2 separate regions of the Homo sapiens genome follow, and region 2 is linked to region 1. Evidence: read pairs that join two places in POLR2A ChIA-PET (ENCODE). Cell type or tissue: OCI-LY7. All regions are shown on one strand. Links, peaks and the distances in the headings refer to the core of each region. The heading gives the core; the rest is flanking DNA. Region 1 has its middle 50 kb from the start of FURIN. Region 2 has its middle 5.8 kb from the start of MAN2A2.

Region 1 (2,904 bases), core at 134-2,633:
GGTGGCCCTCCATGGCACAAATCGCCACCACCTGGGATAGGAGAGGGCACAAGTCCACCAAGGAGTGCCAGCCTGGGACCCATCACGGGCCCATCCTCCCCTAGGTACACGAAGGCCTGACTCTCCCACACTCACTTGCCATCCTTCTGGAGGGCACAGGCAGGATTGGAATCTGGCTCTGTAGCTGCACATATGCCCTGCTGAGGCCCTCACACTACAGAACGCTGGCAGGCAGGCCCTTGCTCACCTCCAGGGACAGAGAACCCACTACTCTCAGAGGAAAAGAACAAGCACGGAGAGCCCCTCACCCCACCGGCTCCATGCCAAGGGCTGTTTTGGGAACTCAGGTAATTCACTTCTTCCATCCCTCCCGCAGCCCTGGGAGGCAGGCACATGATGTTGGCCTTTTTTATGCAGAAACCAGAATTCAGAGAGGTTATGTAACTTGCCCAAATCCACGCAGCTGGGAGGTGGTAGTAAGTAGGGTAACACACATCTCGATTTGCCCTGGAGTCCCAGTTTACATCCATTGTCCTGGTGTGATAATTAACACAGTTTATTTTCATTCTCAAAAGTGCTCCAGTTCAGACAACAAGTTCAGTGGCATCAAGAATCTGAGCTCTTTCCCTGAACTATCCAACCTCTTCTCCCAACCCCGCTTTCCACCCAGAGCCTCAGGGGCCACCTGCTGTCACCTGTTCGAAACTCCCAGCCTCTGCTGCAGGCTCCAGGGACAGAGGCTGCAGAATTATCAGCCAGCATCGCTGAGCTGTGGCTTTTCTCCAGAAGAGGAAGCGGAGGCTGTGGTCCAAGCCTTCTCGCTCTTCTTGAGAAACTGCTGCTTCTCCCACTCCTGCAGCCGTCTGGAACTGCTCTGAGGCCCCGAGGCCCACCCTGTCCTTTGGAGGCTCCCAGAGTCCCAGCCCGGCTCTTTCTCTGGCTGGGAGCTGCTGCCTGGGTGGGGAGCAGCAGGCAGCAGCTGTCAACCTCCCCCAGCCTGGGACCCGCCGCTGGCAGAGGCCTCTGGGCAGAGACAATGGGCGATGGGTCTTCTGTGGCAGCTGGGGAGGAATCCCCAGGGGCTCCAGCAGCCACTTCTCCCTCCGTGCAGCTGGCACAGCCCCGTGTGTCCTCAAAGCCAGGGCTCAGAGAAGCCAGCTGGTGGGGCGCACCCAGGGGCCCCGAGCCTGGCCCAGACCCTGCTAGGTGCTCCAGTTCATGAGTGCAGCAACCACTAGGAGGCAGGGGCTCAACTCTGCAGCTGTGCAGGGCAGACCCAGGACTTCGGGGACAAGCCCCTCGGCATGCAGTAGGCTCCTGCTTTCCAAAACGCACTCACTCTGCTTCTCGGAAAGGCTTCTCGGCTGGCCCACGCTCCCTGTTGGCAGGAGACGAAGGAGGAAGGGAGAAAACCCTCCCTGGTTGGGGTGGGCTGTGTACCCTGCCCCACAGGGTCACCACTGGGAAGAAGGACAGGACAAGAAGGTAGACAGAAGCCCGAAGTAGAGTCCAGAAAGCCCCAGCCATGGTGAGGCGTCCCCGCACAGGCCTGAGGCTGTCCCTGCAGCTAGCCAAGGTCAAGGTCGAGGTTTTGGCATCGCCACACCTCAACTGTGTGGTTCCACGGCCCCACAGAGGGTTCGGTGACGCCTGGGAAGGTGCCGGGTTCCACGGCCCCACAGAGGGTTCGGTGACGCCTGGGAAGGTGCCGGGATCCACGGCCCCACAGAGGGTTCGGTGACGCCTGGGAAGGTGCCGGGTTCCACGGCCCCACAGAGGGTTCGGTGACGCCTGGGAAGGTGCCGGGATCCACGGCCCCACAGAGGGTTCGGTGACGCCTGGGAAGGTGCCAGGATGGCACTCTGATGGTCTCTAGGCTCAGATCTATTCAGGATGTGGGAGTTCACCCCAGAGAGCCTGTCTGTCCCCATGGGTCCCACACACAGGGCCTGTCACACACACAGGCCACAGGCATCTGCCTGTCCTGGCCCCATCTACTCAGTCCCTGCCAGGAGCCACAAGGCCCCATGAAGGTCAGGCCCTGGCACTATGCCTGGGCCAGGAGTGGAGCAGAGAGCTCAGGTCCCTGCTTCCTGTAGGGAAGACTTTCCTTGGTAGGATAGAACCTGGAGCAGGGACTCTTGGGGTGGGAGGTGGCAATGGTGCCCCGGGAACTGCTGATGCGGAGTAAGGGTCTGAAGAGCCACCACTACCAGATCTGAAACCCCCGCCTAGAAGGAAGGACATCAGAGACACTGAGAGACTCCTGGACTTCTGCCCAGAGCCCTGCTCGGGCTCAGAGAGGGGTGGCCCCCTGCGCTGTGGCCCCCACCACTGTGGGAGCGTTGAGACGCTGTGACAGGGAGGCAGTTAACACTGCTAACCTCAAAGATGAACTCAGCAGTCAGCACCAGGGAGATCGGAGGTCAGCCCACGCCAGCCCCACCACAGACACCCGCCTGCATGGCTGGATGTGCATATAAGGACAGAGACCCGTGCGGCCACCGTCGCCACCAGGTCCCTTGCACCCAGTGAGAGCCAGTCTGGAATGGGCGGGACCTGGCCCCTTCCTCAGCCATGGAGTGCCCTTGGCAAGTTCTGTGGCCTCTCAGAGTCCCAGTGTCTCATCTGCACCATCAACATGCCACTTGGTCCTGGCCTCCGGGGCTGCTGCAGCATCCTTTTGGTCAGATATTCCACAAACATTTCTTAACCAGAGCAGAGCTCCAGGCATGGTTCAGCCTTCAACCAGGGCACAGGCAGGGAGGGAAACGCCCCGGGGGAAGGAGAGAGCAGTGTTGGAGTAAGTGGGGTGAGGGTGAAGACCCCAGGGCACCTGGGCCAGCAGGAGTTGGGGAGGGTGCCCAGGAGGCTGAAACGGCCAAGTGACCTCCAGGCTGACCA
Region 2 (2,904 bases), core at 161-2,660, 79 kb after region 1:
AAGCCAGGTGTGGTGGTAGACACCTGTAGTCCCAGGTACTTGGGAGGCCAAGGCATGTGGATTGCTTGAGCCTAGTTTGAGACCAGCCTGGGCAACATGGCAAAACTCCATCTTTACAAAAACAAAAAACAAAAAACAAAAAACCAAGAAAATTAGCCAGGCGTGGTGGCACACACCTATAGTCCCAGCTACTCAGAAGGCTGAGGTAGGAGGATCAATTGAGCCTCGGAGGTCGAGGCTGCAGTGAGCTGTGATCACACCACTGCATTCCAGCCTGGGCAACAAAGCGAGGCCCTGTCTCAAAAATAAGTAAATAAAAATAATAAATAATTAATTTAAAATGTAGATGAATAGGTCTGGAAGCCCAGATGGAGATGAAGGCTGGCAATAGATGTGTGAATCATTGGCTTATGAATATTAGAGAGTAGCTGACACTATGGATGCGTATAACACTCGCATAAAATTCAGGAGGAGATGAGAAGAGAGTTCCACTCAAAGAAGACTGATGTGGCTGATGAGGAAGAAAATGCTTTTGAGGGAGTTGTTTCTCAAGATGAATTTATTGAGGAATAAGATGGCAGACTGGGGAGCCTTCACCTCCTCCCCTAAGTCCCAGTGAAACCTAAAAAGTCATCTGAAATATTAACATCACCAAAAGCGAAGTTTGAGAAGATAAGGAAGTATGAACATAACTAAAAAACAAAGTGGGAAACATTTGTAATACAGAACAGGGCAATGAAAACCTTGAAGTAAAATGGCCATCCCTCAAGAAAGTTCAGGAAATAGTTAACATCAGCTGGGTGCAGTGGCTCACACCTATAATCCCAGCACTTTGGAAGGCTGAGGCAGGTGGATCACCTGAGGTCAGGAGCTCGAGACCAGTCTGGCCAACATAGTGAAACTCCGTCTCTGCTAAAAATACAAAAAAAATTAGCCAGGCGTGGTGGTGTGCACCTGTAATCCCAGCTACTCTGGAGGCTGAGAAGGGAGAATTCCTTGAACCGGGGAGATGAAGGTTGGAGTGAGCAGAGACCGCGCCATTGCACTCCAGCCTGGGCAACAAGAGCGAAGAACAAAACTATGTCTCAAAAAAACAAAACACAGCAAACAAAAATCTATTTTGAAAGAGATGAGAGTGAGCCATATAACTTGTTTAAACAAAAGGAAGTTGTGTTGTCGTGTAATTAAATGAAAATACTAGGAAGTGAAATAATACCTCCAATGGAAATGGTAGAAAGCAGAACTGAAAAACTTCTGCTAGGTAGGATATGGTAGGTCTCTGCACGCCACCACTCCCATTGCAACCGCTAGGGAAAAAACAGCTAAGATGAAAATGTCTTTTTTTTTCTTTTTTTTTTTTTTTTGAGATGGAGTCTCGCGCTGTTGCACAGGCTGGAGTGCAGTGGCGCGATCTCAGTTCACTGCAACCTCTGCCTCTCGGGTTCAAGCGATTCTCCTGCCTCAGCCTCCTGAGTAGCTGGGATTACAGGCACGCATCACTACGAGCGGCTAATTTTTGTAATTTTAGTAGAGACGGGGTTTCAACATGTTGGTCAGGCTGGTCTCAAACTCCTGACCTCAAGTGACCCGCCCACCTCGGCCTCCCAAAGTGTTGGGATTACAGGGATGAGCCACCACGCCTGGCCGAAATGTCTTATTTTTAAAAAGAATGAAGAGTGGTCACAGAAATAAAGACTGAATGGACTAAAATTTCAAGGAGGGAAGAGCCCTTCCGAGTTGAACTAGTGATAGGCAGCTATTTTCTTCCCTGAAACATTTGCCCATTTGGGACATGAGGATCAGACTTGGCCCAAGCAGAGAGACTCTACTGGGGAAGAGAGAAAGGAACAGTTTTTGGTAGTTGCAAGGACTTGCTATGGATTAGGACCTAGAGGAGCACAAAATGCAGAGTGTTTTCCCCATGGGACATTTGCTGAGTTCTGAGGCAGTGCAGGAGACTGAGAAGGCAAGTCCCACAGTCTTGCAGTGTTTAGAGAGGAGGCCTGGAGTGAACAAATAGCTGGTCTCCCCAACATAAGGTATTTGCCAGGTTTTGCGCCTGTGTGGGTTGGGAAGCTAAAGAGCTCCCTTTAAATCTCTGAAGAGCAGAACTTTAAGATCTGAGAGAGACAGAGACTGACTAGGCTTTCAATCCAAAATCCAAGAGGGCCATTCCTAAGGAACAAGGACAACCAGGAGGGGATTGAATTTTACTGCAATTCCAACACTGCCCCAACCCAGTTCAGTACGTAATTGCATCGAAGTGACTAGCTCCTGTAGGGAATAACAAGATTTGAAGCCCCTATCCTTCTTTTATACCCAATATGTGACATACAATTAAAAATCATAAACCATGCAAAAAATGGAGAAATGTGGGGCTAATACATAAAAGAAAAAATAAATAAAAGCAGACCCACATGTGATCCAGGCATTGGAACTGGCAAAGATTTTTAAATAACTTGGTTAATATGTCAAATAGAGAAGAAGATGGACAAAAAAGAAGCAAATGTAGAGAATGTCAACAGAGTTGGAATCTATTAAAAGAGGATGAAAGGAGGCTATTGAACTGAAAAATACCCCTGAAATTACAAACTCATTGGATGGATTTCATAAACATTGATAGAAGTAAAGGATAAAATCACAATCGAATTTAGAAATTAAGTCATATCAGAAAACAGAATTAGTGAACTTAATAGGTTAAAAGGAGGTACCTAAACTGAAGTACAGAGAGGAAAAAAGAGAATGGAAGCTAAGAAACATGGGACTATATGAATAATTCAAGTTACAGAAGAAGTGGAGAGAGAAATTAGGTCCAGAACAACTGGAAAATGACCCAAACGTATATACAGCAATAAAAACAAACAAACAAAACACCACTAATATATGCACCGACATTGATGAATG

What was found. ChIA-PET counts read pairs that join two places held together with the same protein. Peaks named below come from ENCODE experiments on the same cell type or tissue, not always from the same donor. Only the 100,000 strongest peaks of a DNase experiment are listed, where the experiment ranks them.
Region 2: POLR2A ChIA-PET joins it to region 1 with 11 read pairs; 7 of 35 experiments call an interaction of 5 or more read pairs at or near these places.

Annotation. Positions count from the first base shown.
Region 1 is chr15:90,817,592-90,820,495 of GRCh38, forward strand. No RefSeq gene overlaps it. Among named protein-coding and RNA genes, the nearest start is that of FURIN, 50 kb to the right of the region's middle. RefSeq lists an enhancer at 1-471. In OCI-LY7, for the core only: a CTCF peak has its summit at 1,242 (motif pointing right); DNase peaks (open chromatin) are centred at 800 and 1,150; H3K4me3 peaks cover 528 bases; H3K27ac peaks cover 1,502 bases.
Region 2 is chr15:90,896,071-90,898,974 of GRCh38, forward strand. No RefSeq gene overlaps it. Among named protein-coding and RNA genes, the nearest start is that of MAN2A2, 5.8 kb to the right of the region's middle. In OCI-LY7, for the core only: a CTCF peak has its summit at 1,288; a DNase peak (open chromatin) is centred at 1,281; H3K4me3 peaks cover 1,460 bases; H3K27ac peaks cover 1,414 bases.